Regions from separate parts of the Mus musculus genome. Here region 1 is linked to region 2. The links are chromatin contacts, found by POLR2A ChIA-PET in ENCODE. All regions are on one chromosome and are shown on one strand. Each heading gives the region's core, a stretch centred on a gene start or an enhancer-like site at or near the end of the contact. The rest is flanking DNA. Distances are from core to core; before and after follow the strand shown. Region 1 holds the start of Sp6 (trans-acting transcription factor 6). Region 2 overlaps Sp2 (Sp2 transcription factor).

Region 1 (6,466 bases), core at 1,505-4,004, 66 kb before region 2:
ATCAGATATCTTGGCTGCCTTTCATCGCCTTGTCTCTGATAGGGATCACTCTAGGTGAAGAAATCACTGTCAGTCACCCCCCACCTCCCTCACAGCCAGAGGGACCGGCTGACCCGCATGCTCCCATGGGGGGTGGGGTGGGGAGAGGGACCTTTGGGGACGTGGGACTTCTATGGAAAGAATCATCTAGAAACATCTCATCTCCACAGATGAACACCAAGAGACTACAGAGCCTATTCCTTCCAGGATAGGATCAGATCTGAGCTCTGATCTCATCTCAGATCTTTCCAATCGAAAAGAAGTGACGCTTGACCAAAGATCCCCCTACCCAGTCCTCACTGCAGAGGGATGGAGTCCGAAATAGGAGGCAGAGCTGGAAGACAAACAAAGCGAGAGTGTGGTTGGTTGATGACTTTATTGTTGCATAAAAAACACAGGCTGTTTCTGCCTCCTCCTCGCCCCCAAGTGGGTTCACAGCAGTTAAAGAAAAAAAAAAATCCTACATTTTCCTCTAGAGGGGCTGCCTGGAAGGACAGGCAGCTGAGAAACCTAGATTTGATAAAGAGCAGGCCAGACAAAAACCTATCCGAGCCCCACCTGCAGATCTTAGGGTTCAAGGCCTCTATAAGGGGGAGCATCTCCGTGCCCCCTAATACTCCATGTAGGAGTTCCCCCTAAGCATGGTCACTGAAAAAAGGTTGTCTTGGTAGCGCAGTGAGAGGTGGCTGGTTTTGATGGGTGGAGAAGAAGGCATCCCACACCCACGGTGCCCTCCTTTAGGCCCCTCTGCACCTAGCTAGGCAACCTGCAGGCATGGCCAACTTCGCTCTTGCCTGCAGCCTTCTTTGTAAGAAAGGGAACCTCTGGCTAGGTTCACAGGAGGTGGGGAAAGAGGGAGAACACAGAAAGAACTTAAACTATCTCAGGCCCCTAAGTCCCACAGGGAGTCACCCTGTCCCTTCAAGGAGGAGGCCTTTCTACACAAACATATATTCCTACCCAGATCCCAGCCCCTACTTCCCATACAGGTCCCAGTCCTTGGACTGGGCTCCAGCATCCCCCAGGGAGGAAGATGCTGAGGTTCTTGTCCCCAGGTCTTGGACGGGGTGAACAAGATGGGGTCTCAGGAGACCCCAGGCTCAGTAGAGAAACACATACATGCACACATACAGGTGCAGACAACACACGCATACACACACTCACACCCTAATTATTAAATAAAATACCCTTTGCTTATAACTTAAAAATCAACACACAGCTATTCCCTGCAGAAGGTTCTGGGTGGAGAGAAGAGAGCAAGAGTGGGGTCAGAGGGTCTCAAGGCCTCTACCTCAAACCTGAGAGTGCCCCCAGCCCCAGGGTCCTGCAGTCTGCCAGGCAGAAGTCTACCCTCTCATCCTATGATCAAAACCCAAATGTATCTCTAGACTCTAAAGAAGGGGACAGAGAGACAGCTTCCCAGAATTCCTTCCAGTGGGGGAACAATATTTCTTCACATGGAAGGAGATTTTCTACTGGGGAGGACTCTATAACAATGGAGGGAACACGGAAGGGTCAAGCTAAGAAAGAGAGGGACGGGGAGTCCAGGCAGGGTTTTCTGCTGTAATCCCTCTGCTAGGACAACCTCTCTCCCTTCCACCCCCAACAGGAAAGCAAGGGATGGGGACCTGGGAGTGGGGTGGGGGTTGTTTTGTCAACTCTGGAGCAAGTGCTGGCAGCTGACTTTAGGAAACTACCTAGGGGAATAGATGGGGAATGTCGACTGCTGAGTTTGCTTTCTTTTACAAGGTCTAAGAGTTAAGGATTGAATTCGAGTTGAAAGGAGCGGCTAGCTCTTCCACTTTGTAAGAGGATTTTTCTGCTGGATCCCTCCTCTATGCCATCCAGCTCTGACCTCCAGCTCAGAGCCCTGGCTGCAGAGCTGAGCTGCTCTTCCTGGCTCTACCATCCAGAAGGGTTTAGAAGAAATTCACTGAAGGGAGTTCTTTCTATACTAATAACCCTCCAAGCTAGGTAGACAGCCCCTTAAGGGGAACCACCCCAGGCTTCCCCACACACACACCTCATCTCTGCTTTCTCTCCGGAAATTTTAGAGGGAGCAGCACTAGAAGAGGGGATGAAAGAGACCTAGGCCGAAGGGCGGCTCCAAGGTGCTTTTATGTCCGGGTTCCCAGGAACTAAAGACGTGTCCAGACAGCTTCCCCCAACGCCCCGACCCAATCTCGAGTTCCCTCAGCTTCTGGGACATGCCATCTCTCTACTATGCGAACCCCTCCACATGGTAGGGGCGCTCCATCCCAACTCTTCAGCAACTCAGGGGAGGGTGAAATAGTGAGAAAGGGAAGAAGCGAGGGGCGTGTTCAGCTCCTGGCAGCCTAAATATTCAAGCAGCCTCCCATGTAGCCCCCGAGACTAAAAACCCCTAGCGTCCCTTTCCCTGTCCCCTCATCACCAATAAATAACCACCTTCCTCTTACTCAGGCCGCCCCATTCCCCCCGCCCCCCCAAATAAAGAACGGCAGGTATGTGACATCCATGGGGCTCAGTTGGAGGACGCCGAGCTGCCTTCGGCCTCACGTTTGCCTTTGCCCCCGGGTGGTTCCACCACGCCACCGGCCTTGCCCTCGCCTTGGGCCGCCGCCGCCGCCTCCTCTTTGGCGCCTTCGTGGGTTTTCATGTGTTTGGCCAGGTGGTCGCTGCGCATGAAGACTCGGCTGCAGACCGCACAGGGGAACTTCTTGGTCCCGGTGTGGGTCTGAAGGTGGCGCTGCAGCTCGTCGGAGCGCGTGAAGCGCTTGCCGCAGAAAAGCCAGTTGCACACGAAGGGTCGGTCACCGCTGTGCCACCGCAGGTGCGCCTTCAGATGCGACGTCTTAGCGTATGCCTTGCCGCAGCCTGGGATGTGGCAGTTGTGCAAATGCTTCTTCTTGCCCCCATCGGGCCCGCACGGAGCCCCGAGTCGCTCCGCCTCCAGGCAGTTGGGGCAGCGACACACGGTCTGCCCTGAGCTGCGGGGAACTGATCGCCGGGAGCCTTTGGGTCGGGACGCTGCATCCAGACTGGAATCCAGCCCTTGGGACTCTTGTGCGGCCGCTTCCAAGGCCTTAGCCCCGTCGGGTGGCCCCAGAAGGTGCTGCCCACCAGCGGCTGGGAGGAGGTGGTGCGGGTGCGGGTGGGGCGGCGGAGCACAGAGCTGATGGTCTCCGACGTATCCTCCCAAAGCAGGCTGAAGCGCCCCCGGATGGCCAGGTGAGGTCAGCGCTCCCTGAGTATGGGGGAGGTCCATCCAGCTGGTGCCGGGATGAAGGTCCCACCACGAGCCATCCTCTGTGCCTGGGTGAGTCGGCCGGAACCACGATTCATAGTGGTGTGACATGTCCGGCTGCAGGAGCTTGGAAAAGGGTCCCGGTGCCAAGGGACTGTCACTTTCCAGGTCCTCGCAGGTTACCCGCGAGGAGGCCCCTGGCAACTCATAGCCCTGTGAAAAGTCTACCTCCGGGCCCAGCGGGAGGCTCTGCAGCTCTCCAGGCTGCAGCGGGGAGGGGTAGTCCCCAGCCTCCGGGCTCGTGTGACCCTGGTATGTCTGGAGAGGTTGCAGGTCGAGGCGCGGCGGTGAAGCGTGAGGCGCGTCGGTGTGCTGGCTGCCCAGAGAGCCACAGACAGCGGTTAGCATTGCCGGGATCCGGGATGGAATGAAGGCAGGGACGGTCAAGGGTACCTCAGATGGAACCTAGAAGTGGCAAGGATGAGATGTGAGCAAGAACTTACTTCCCCTTCTAACCCAGATCCCTTCTCAGCAACGGGCTCCTTCCCAGCCCCTATCAGGAAAAGGGGCGTGACTCTGGGTGAGGACTAGAGCTTGGGAATGCTAGGAAGAAATGGATGTGAAAGTCCAGGTCAGGGCACAGGATGGCCTTTCCACTAAGTGACCCCGCCCTTAAGACTCAGCTTATTCGGGGGGGGGGGGGGGGTTGGACTGGTCCCAAAGCCACCGGAGCCATCTCCACACAGCAGTCTGGGCAGTTCCCACCCCCACCCCCGGCAGACTTGCTGCCAACCTATTTGGACGATCTAGAGTCGTCTTAGCTCCAGTCTAACTCAGGACACAGATGGGGTACAGTAGGTAGGATATGTCTGCTGCTGGCTGTTTGAGGTGTTTTGCTCTTCAGAAAGCCCAGAATAAGGCCTGAGCTTTTTTTTTTTTTTTTTTTTTTTTCCTAGAGCCAATCCCAGACCTGCTGTACCACCGATGTGGAAAGGCATTTAACCTTGCTACACACTCCCCTGCTCCCTGACTAGCTTGGTTGGCCCACTCCCTCACCCACCTCCTTTTCCCTCCATATGAAGCTGGGAGGGGTGGAATTACCACAGAAGGAGATCACCCAGAGATGCTTGTCAGACACTCAGGCAAATCTAACCGCAGCTCCCTAAGGGAGACAGCACCCGAGCTTGAAGGATCCCTTAACCCAGAGCTCAATGGCAAGCACAGGGGGGGGGGGGCGGGGGGGCACGTATAGGCGCCTCTAATGTCCAGCCAAGTATTCCGAGCTACTGTCCAGAGCCTGCTCTCATTTAAAGCAAGCTGAATTTGGATCAGTGACTAGAATAAAATGTTCATTTAATTATTCAATCAACAAATACACTCTATGCAGCCCACACACTCTGTGCAGTCCCTCTGGGAATCTATTCTCCTTCTTTAAACATTAGAAACCTAAGGCCCAGCAGAAACCTAAAGATCTAGCCTGGGTGTGGTGATGCAAGTCTTTAATCTAGCCACTCAGGAAGTTGAAGCAGAAGAATGCAGAGTTCCAGGCCAGCCTAGGCTACACAGCAAAAGAAGGAAGGGAGAGAGGGAAGGAGGGAGGAAGAGGGAAATATAAGAAAAAGAACAGGAGATGTTGCTGGGCCTGGTGGGAACCGGCTAATAAATATTCCCAGTACTCAATGCAAGAGCCTGAAACAGAAGGCTTTGGCAGCGTGGGCTACGCAATGAGACCCTGTTTCAAAAGGAAAAAAGAAGAAGAAGAAGAAGAAGAAGAAGAAGAAGAAGAAGAAGAAGAAGAAGAAGAAGAAGAAGAAGAAGAAGAAGAAGAAGAAGAAAAAGAGAAGAGAAAAGAAGAGGAAGAGGAGAGGAGAGGAGAGGAGAGGAGAGGAGAGGAGAGGAGAGGAGAGGAGAGAAGAGAAGAGAAGAGAAGAGAAGAGAAGAGAAGAGAAGAGAAGAGAAGAGAAGAGCTTACAATTTCCACCCCTTTCTCTACTACAAATCTGTGACCATAAGGTCCCAGTCTTCTCTCCATCTCTCCCTAGAGCCTTGGAACCTTGCCCGTGTGGGGCCTGGGGTGCAGGAGGCCAATGATTTAGGGCCTTCCCCAAGCAGGACTCACCTGACCCTACCACCTTCCGACTCTGGGACCAGGGAAGTAGCATTGAAAATCTGGGAGAGGCAAGGAAGAGGAGGACCCGGGTGCCTACTCAGGCTCGGGCTGCCTTACCACAAGAAAGGGACTGGGTGAAGCAGCAGGAACGGAGCCTCAGGCCGGGGCGGGGCGGCCCAGAAGGGGTTGGGGCGGGAGCAGTGAGATTCTGGGACCCTAAGAGCTTTTGGAGACTGGGAACTGCCCCAGGGTCTGGGGGATGGGAAGGCTAGGGTGACCAGGTTGCAGAGGGGCCTCTCTGGACAGAGATCCTGAGCCCAGGCCTAGCGTGTAATGGCCTGCCACCAAGGTTGCACGAAAAGAAAGGAGCGAGCACATCGGCTCTCCAATTGGAGAAAGACGGCAGAGACGCCCTAAGTCCCATTGGATCCGCTGCCTCTCCCGTTTCCCGGTACTCAGGCGGTGGGGACTTCCGTTCAAACAAGGTTTTCAATGTTTCAATCCTCCGGTTGTCCCAGTTGCTCCAGTTTCCCCAGTTCCCAAACTCCCTTGGTCCCTCCCGTCCTCCCGGTTTTTCCTCCGTCGGGGCTCCCAGCCCTTCGGATCCTTTAGGACGTCCCCCTCCCCAAGAAGCCAGCTTAGGCTGCGGTGTTCCGAACACCTTTCCCCACCCACCCCCTGACCCCAGATCTCCGCAGCGCGCACCCGTGACCGCGCGGACCCGGGCTCCTACCTGGCGGCTGCGCTCGGGCTTGGGGCACCGCAGGCTGGCGCGCTACAGACGGGCGCTCATGGGCCCTGCGCGCTGGCCGGCTCTCAGCGGCGTGGGACAGGAGCCGAGGGCAAGCCGGGGCTGCGACCGGGCTGGGTGATCCGCGACGGTGGAGGCAGTGAGAGCCGGCGGGAGGGCGGAGGGCGGGCGGGCGCCGGTGAGCGAGTAAGCGAGCGAGCGAGCGAGCGAGCGAGGCCAGCTCCGCCCGTGACTCACCGCACTCTCTGCCTTCATCCTCTCCCCTGCACTCCTTTTTCCCCCGAACCCGCGGCCCCGCCCACCTCACCTGCGGCCGCCTTTAACCCTTGCAGGCTTGGCT
Region 2 (7,176 bases), core at 3,071-5,570:
ACCTGTAGAAATCAGATGGAACAGGGATATCTGGTCTGTTTTATTCTTTCCTTATGGGGTAGCTCTGGGGGCATAATGGGGTAGATCTGTATACTGTCATAATAAAGTATTTTTAATGTAAGAGTATATATAACAGCAAGAATGAGAATTCGAACTAGAACCATAGAATCTGCTGTAAAGTAGGAAAGTTCAAGAGAAAAAAATGCTGGCCTCTGCTAAAGACAAGAGCAATAGCAGTGGGGCAGCCAGGCCTTTTCCTTTCTGAGACAGGTCTCCCTGTGGGTCCCAGGTGGGCCTTTACCTCGCTGCACAGCCCAAGCTGGCTTCACTCGCTGCACAGCCCAAGCTGGCTTCAGACATGGGACCCTCCTGCTCCAGCCTCAGTGCAGTGCTGGGGTCGCATGTGTGAGCTGTAGCCTTGCTTCTTTGCACCCCTGTTTATCCTCCCCGAGAGGGGGTTGTCCTTCTGCTTCCTTCACTGTGTGTGCATGTGGCCACTGAGCGTGTGTTTTCCCCTCTAGTCTAGATCCCTCCTAAGGGAGAAGACATTCGTCTTCCTGAGCCTGCCATGTTCCACTCACCATGATGACCTCTGGGTTCTGGAGTGTGCTCACGGCTGCTTTTGCTTCTGCTGCTGTCAGGGCAGCTGGCCATTCTGCCAGCTGTCAACTCTTGTCTTTTTAGCTGCCCTGTGGCCGCCATCTTGCTGCTTTGGTAGCCTGCCCTGCCGGCTGCTTAGCTCTCTGGTCACTTTGCAGTCTCTGCTGCTGCTTTTTTCTTCCTTCCCTTTTTTTTTTTCTGTAGCCCAGGCTGGCCTGAGACTCAGAAATCTGCCTACCTCTGCCTCCTGAGGGCTGGGATTAAAGGCGTCATCACCGCCACTCAGCTGTTGCTCCTTTATGTTACCAGCTCAGCCCACTCTAAAAGCAGACAAGAACAGACAGAGCCCAGTGTTGCTCAAGACAGACGGGGCAGTAAAGGAGACTCCAGCAGCCATGGGAGTCAAACTGCTCCATTCCCCAGTGTCTCTGCTGATTTACAGGGAAATGGCCATGAGAAGGAGTGCTCAAAATGATCGTTTAAAACTTGAGTCAGGTGCTCTGGTGCACATCTGTAAACATGCATTCAGGGGGCTGAGGCAGGACTGACATGCGTTGTCACCAGGCCCAGCAATGGGGCTTGAGCGATGGGTTGTGGTTGACTCGCCGCTTTTTCCAGAGGTTCCAAGGTTGATTCCCAGCACTCACGTGGCTCTCAACCAGCTGTAACTCCACTCCCAGAGGATTCCGAGTCCTCCTGTAGTCTCCATCTGCACATGATAAACAAATGTGATAAAGACATTAGACAAAGCACCCCCACACAGTCAGGTAATAATAAAACAAACAGTGCTTAACACCCACTCAGTACCCACCAAGGGAGCAGTGGGCCCTCGCCTGACTCAGGGTGTCTGAGGCTAGCAGAAGAGAAGACAGAAGGGGCAGGTCCTCTCCTTCCTGCGCCCCAGTTACTCAGCCAGCCATTTACTACCTCAGAGAAAAAACAAGTACAACATTGTAAGGTTTTTAAATGGGGTACATATACAGAACTGGAAAGGGACCTGAGGCTTCTATATGTATTAAGGGATGGCAGGTTCAGATGTTATCCTTTAACTAAAAGTCTTCAGTATCCAGGAATTAAATATAACCCCAGTTAAAATCAGTCTTACAAAGGATTTTTTTCTCCCTGGATCATTTAAACATAAACTGCCACCATGATCCCCCTCCCACTTGCAAATGCTTTAATTCTCCCACACAGGCACAGCCCCTGCGCACACCGCAGCCTTCAAGCCTGAAACTCACTAGTGAACTGCTGGTGTCTATCGGGGAGGTACCATTCAGGTCTCACCACATGCTTCGGATAGTAATTCCAACGCTGCCTAAGGACTCTGTCCACCTTACATGTAGTTGTCGCATCTCTCTGGTCAGATCTCTCTTTCAGAAAGAATTCCTCGCATCCCCCACCTCCATGGAGCTGGAAATTAAACCAGGGCTTCGTGGATCCTAGGCACTTAAGTGTCCTACCCTGAACTACATCCTCAGCCCCACTTCCTCTTTAATGTGGCAGTCAACCTTGCTGCTGTTGAAGGCCACAGGCTAGTTGTTTTGTAGAATGTCCTTTAGTTTGTTTATGTGATGTCCCATGAGTGGATTGCATTTGCCATCCCAGTGCTCATACAGAGAGAGGTGAGAGCAGAAACAGGAGGACCAGACAGGAACCAGCCAGCCTGGCATATGCAGTAGCGAACAAGAAGCCCTACTTACAGGAAGGCAAGGTTGTCCTGTGACTTCCACAAGTGTGCTGTAGCACATGCGTACCCATACTCTCACACATAAACACATACACACACACACATACACACACAACATAAAATTTTTTCCTCCTTGTATTTCATTAGTATTTTGAAGAGAGACATTTTGGGATAAGATAAATATCGAGTTCCTCTTAAACAATTTCTTAGATTATTTTATTATATATATATATGTATGTATATATATATATATATATATATATATATATATATATATACACACACACACACACACACATATAAGAGGTTCGCTTGCATATATATGTACGTGTACTATGCCTAAACATAGTATGTGAACATGCCTCATGCCTGAGAAGGTCGGCAGAGGGCATCAGCTCCCCTAGAACTGGAGTTAGGGATGACTGTAAGCTACTGTGTGGATGCTGGGAAATCTGGGTCCTCTGGAAGAGCAGCCAGTACTCGTAACCTCAGGCCCATCTCTCCAGCCCCTGCTGTTTAAAGATAGTTTACTGTGTGGTTAAGCTGGCTCCACATCACTTTGTAGCCCATGCTGGTGGTGTGCTTTTTTATTCATCTTCCAGTTTTGAGATTTAGCAGTTAATATTTTTCCATGCTAAGCAGATTAAAAGTTTGGTTGCAGGTCAGTAACCAGCTCATGCCGATTGAGTGCAGGGCAGCATCGGCCCTGTTAAACATGAGTAGTGCACAAGTGTGTTCTTGGGCTGGATGAGATGACAGAGGTGTCCCAGTTCTCCCTCGGACAAGGAAGGTCATGCTGCCATCTGTCTTAGAGCACTCTCTTTTCTCTGGCCCCTCAGGTTTATATCCGTACACCTTCTGGTGAGGTACAGACAGTCCTTGTCCAGGACAGCCCCCCAGCAACAGCTGCAACCACATCAACCGTCACCTGTAACAGCCCTGCACTCCGAGCTCCCCATCTGAGTGGCACCAGCAAAAAACATTCAGCTGCCATTCTCCGAAAAGAGCGGCCCCTGCCAAAGATTGCACCTGCTGGGAGCATCATCAGCCTGAACGCCGCACAGCTGGCAGCAGCTGCTCAGGCCATGCAGACCATCAACATCAATGGTGTCCAAGTCCAGGGTGTGCCTGTCACCATCACCAACACTGGCGGTGAGGGAAAGGCCTGAAGCCAGGAGGGTACTGGGAGCAGGGCTTTGCATTCAGCATATGGGAATCCTGAGCCGGGCCCCTGGGGTTTCCAGGGTCAGCCAGGAGGATGCTCAGCTTGCTCCTGGTCCCTGCCAGCCTCAGGTCATATCTGTCTTCACACTTGGTCCTTACAGTAATACTGTGAGATAGGAAGTCACATGACCACATGATAACTGCAGATGTTGAATAGAGACTGAGAAAATAGATGTGTCCAAGTAATATACAAATTCACATTAATTTGGCTGGTCACTTGCCCAGGTCAGGTAGCTAAGGGCTGTACCTAATGTAAAGGAAGTCAAGGCTTCTTTTGGGGGTCAGGGGTAGTGTTTCGAGACAGTGATTCTGTATAGTCCTGGCTTTCCTGGACCACTGTAGACCAGAACAGCGTCTGCCTCCTGAGCGCTATTATTAAAGGCATGTGCCACCACCGTCCAGCTAAGGACGGCTGCTGTTGAGAGTGGGAGGCAGGGGAGGGCGTCCTGGGCAGCAGGACCAGCTTACACTGCACCAGAGCTGATGATGATACATTCTGCGAGTGCAGCTTTGAGAAAAAGGGAAAGCGACTTGGGAGATGGCTCAGTGCTCAGCAACACCGGCTGCTCTTCCAGAGCCTGTGTTTCATTCCCAGCACCCACATGGCAGCTCACAACAGTCTAGTCCCATAGGATCTAATGCCCTTTCCTGGTATGTAGACATACACACAGACAAAACATCCATATACATAAAATACATAAAAAAATCTTTAAAAAAATAAAAAAATGAAGAGAGAGGGAAGGAGGGAGGGAGGGAGAGCTGAGGCTGCCTAGCGAAGCAGGCTGCATCTGCACCTGGGAGTCTGCAGCGCCCCCGGCGGCGGCGAGAGCTCACGGCTTTCCACATCCCTAATAAACGTCGAGCATCTTAGGCATTTGCTTGGTCCACAGAACAAAAATTCTTAGGCGAGTTTCCTGCTAGCAGGGGCAGAATCTCAGGGAGGCCTCTGGCCCTCACTGCCCTCCAGTGTATTAGGCTCCATGAGTCTTCCTCAGCCAGAGAGAGGGAGAGGGAGGGAGAGAGGGATAGCCTGGGCTTCCTTTCCTGAACCACACCCTTTTCTCTCCCACAGGGCAGCAGCAGCTGACCGTGCAGAACGTTTCTGGAAACAACCTGACTATCAGTGGGCTGAGCCCCACCCAGATCCAGCTGCAGATGGAGCAGGCTCTAGCCGGAGAGGCCCAGCCTGGGGAGAAACGGCGGCGCATGGCCTGCACGTGTCCCAACTGCAAGGATGGGGAGAAGAGGTAATATGCCCGACCCTGGCCATACCCACACCCCTGTTCCACAGGTCACTCGGGGACAAGTCTTGGCCTGACCTCCCGTGCTTCTCTCCCTTCCCTCTTCCCAACTCCTCCCCCTACTCTGAACCCAACCCCTCAGGTCTGGGGAGCAGGGCAAGAAGAAGCACGTGTGCCACATCCCGGACTGCGGGAAGACTTTCCGGAAGACATCCTTGCTCCGGGCCCACGTCCGCCTGCACACTGGCGAGCGGCCCTTTGTCTGCAACTGGTTCTTCTGTGGAAAGAGATTCACTCGGAGCGATGAACTCCAGCGACATGCTCGAACCCACACAGGTCAGTTCCCCCATGCCCTTGTCTGTCCTTTGTACACTGTCACCCATGCCTGTTCGGGGCTTCACCATCCACACTACCCAGACCCAAAATCAAAACCAAACCAAACCCAAGCAGTGATAAGAAATGCCAAATGCTGTGTGTAGCATTTTCAGATAAGTTAGTCCCAGGAAGGCCTTGGAGGGTTACCTCAGTGCCAGCCACCTGGCTGAGGTTTGGATAAGTGGCTAGTGGTGGGCAAGCTGGGCTCCTACCCAAGCCCTGGGCTCTCAAGGCCACATACTTTGTAAATGCTTTGTTTTAGGACTTAAGGTCCCTCTGTCTCCACCTCTGTAAAGCCCTGTGAACTAAGCCACCAAGCTGGCCTCCAGTATTGGTTTTGGAGAGAGAGCGATAACAAGATTGAGCCAAGTGTTCAGGCTGCCCTTGCAGCAGTCCTGCCTCAGACTCCAGCTGTTGGGATTACAGGTGTGAGTCACCACACCCAACTCTTTTTGTTTGTTTTAAGACAACATTTTGCTGTACAGCCCAGGTTTACCTTAAACTCGTGGCACTTCTCCTATCTCCTTAATGCTGAGATTACAGGCCTGCTCCGACATGCATGGCCTACTGCAGGCCTGCCTCCATGGCAGCCTAAGTTTACTATTAAGGTTGCTATCACTATTATGTGCTTTAATGCACCCGATAGAAGGTGCCTTAAAGATGTCCTGGGCATGCCCAGTGGTCCACTGGCAGATGCTGTTGTAGGGAATGATGCCCTGCTGAGCAGACACTGAGGTGGGGGACATGCCTCAGCTCCTGGTGAGTCACACCCATCGCAAGCAGAAGCATACACACCCTGATACAGGGTGGGTCGCTGTGGTCCAGACTCAGGGGCTCAGGGCTGAGATGTCTTCCTGTAAGGAGGAAGGTGTAAAGTCCCTGGGACACAGTCCAGAATGAAGCAGGTATGCAGAGGCTCAAGGACAAGCAGCCTGGGCAAAGACCAGAGTGTACCCAAGAACGGAGTGTAGAGAGGTAGATTAGACGGGGCAGCTGGGGCAGAGAGGTGCGACCAATAGACGACAGGAGGAGGCTGTTAGTGGAGTGCAGAGACAAGGCCAAGTTGGCCTTTCCAGGGGCTCTCACTTTCTGGAGCTTCTCCTTTCTGGGACTGGGGCAGTGATACTGCATGCCCTCTTTGGTAAAAGATATTTCTTCTTCCCAGGGGACAAGCGCTTTGAGTGTGCCCAATGTCAGAAGCGCTTCATGAGGAGTGACCACCTCACCAAGCATTACAAGACCCACCTAGGCACGAAGGGCTTGTAAGGCCAACTGAGGCAGGAGGCCCTGAAGATGGAACACCTCCCATCTGATTGGCCCTGGGTCCATGATGGACAGGTGCCCACGACTGCCCTGGGCAGCCCTCACCCCACTCCTGTTCTGTGGCTGTGTCCCTGCAGAGAGGGACTCTGTTCCTGTGTTCTCCTCCTTCCAAAGGCTCTGCCCCTCTCACCGTGAGCTCCTGGCCTGCCCAGGCCATGGACACTGGCCATGCCCAATGAGACGTTCTAACCCAGGACGCGTGGGGACCCTTATTTCCAAAGGAAAAACATACATTTCACTCCGTCGAGGAGCAAAGTGAGCCCCCATCCCCACCCCATCCCCTTCCTCAACACTGCCGGAGTCCCATTGTGCCATGCCCCCTCCCCCACCGTGCCTCCTTGTCCCCCTCAATTAAGTCCTCCTGGGCCGCTAGGGACACCCAGGGGCCCTGTACCCAGCCTCCCACTGACACCCCCCACCGGGGAGGTGGGAGGCTGCCTCCACTCCACTGCCCAGCCCTGCCACGGCTCTCCTCCAAACATTCCAACTTCCTATGAAAGGTCAGACGCCGAGGACCTGCCCTCCCTCTTTTCTACGGAGAACGTTGCCTTATACTCACTTCAGATGATGACACTGTGGACGTGTGTGCTTTAACCACATTTTATTTAATTGCTCCCTTCCTCTCTTTGCTAGACGCCTCCCCCTTGCTTGCATTCAGTTTAGGGTTTTGGGGGCAATGCTGAGCATAGGAGGGTCTTTTTTTTTTTGCTATTTTTTTTCTCACTT

The links. ChIA-PET counts read pairs that join two places held with the same protein, here RNA polymerase II (POLR2A).
Region 1: POLR2A ChIA-PET joins it to region 2 with 10 read pairs in embryonic stem cell. The contact joins two enhancer-like sites. POLR2A ChIA-PET finds 5 or more read pairs at or near these places in 4 of 5 experiments (Patski and embryonic stem cell).

Annotation. Positions count from the first base shown.
Region 1 is chr11:97,018,670-97,025,135 of GRCm38, reverse strand. Sp6 (trans-acting transcription factor 6) reads right to left here and starts at 6,394. Exons shown (of 2, transcript NM_001363230.1): 1 at 6,109-6,394; 2 at 397-3,730. The coding sequence starts at 3,673. The coding sequence ends at 2,543. Gm11532 (predicted gene 11532) reads left to right here. Exons shown (of 2, transcript NR_133649.1): 1 at 1-3,752; 2 at 4,222-4,628. Within about 2 kb of position 2,754, at least 2 of the 3 ENCODE cell types and tissues checked have a DNase peak (open chromatin) inside an H3K27ac peak, as active enhancers do.
Region 2 is chr11:96,953,687-96,960,862 of GRCm38, reverse strand. It overlaps Sp2 (Sp2 transcription factor), which reads left to right. Exons shown (of 7, transcript NM_001080964.2): 4 at 3,127-3,439; 5 at 4,584-4,758; 6 at 4,895-5,088; 7 at 6,293-7,176. The coding sequence ends at 6,393. D030028A08Rik (RIKEN cDNA D030028A08 gene) reads right to left here. Exons shown (of 6, transcript NR_003293.3): 4 at 582-1,309; 5 at 1-2. Among named protein-coding and RNA genes, the nearest start is that of D030028A08Rik, 13 kb to the right of the region's middle. Within about 2 kb of position 4,320, at least 1 of the 3 ENCODE cell types and tissues checked has a DNase peak (open chromatin) inside an H3K27ac peak, as active enhancers do.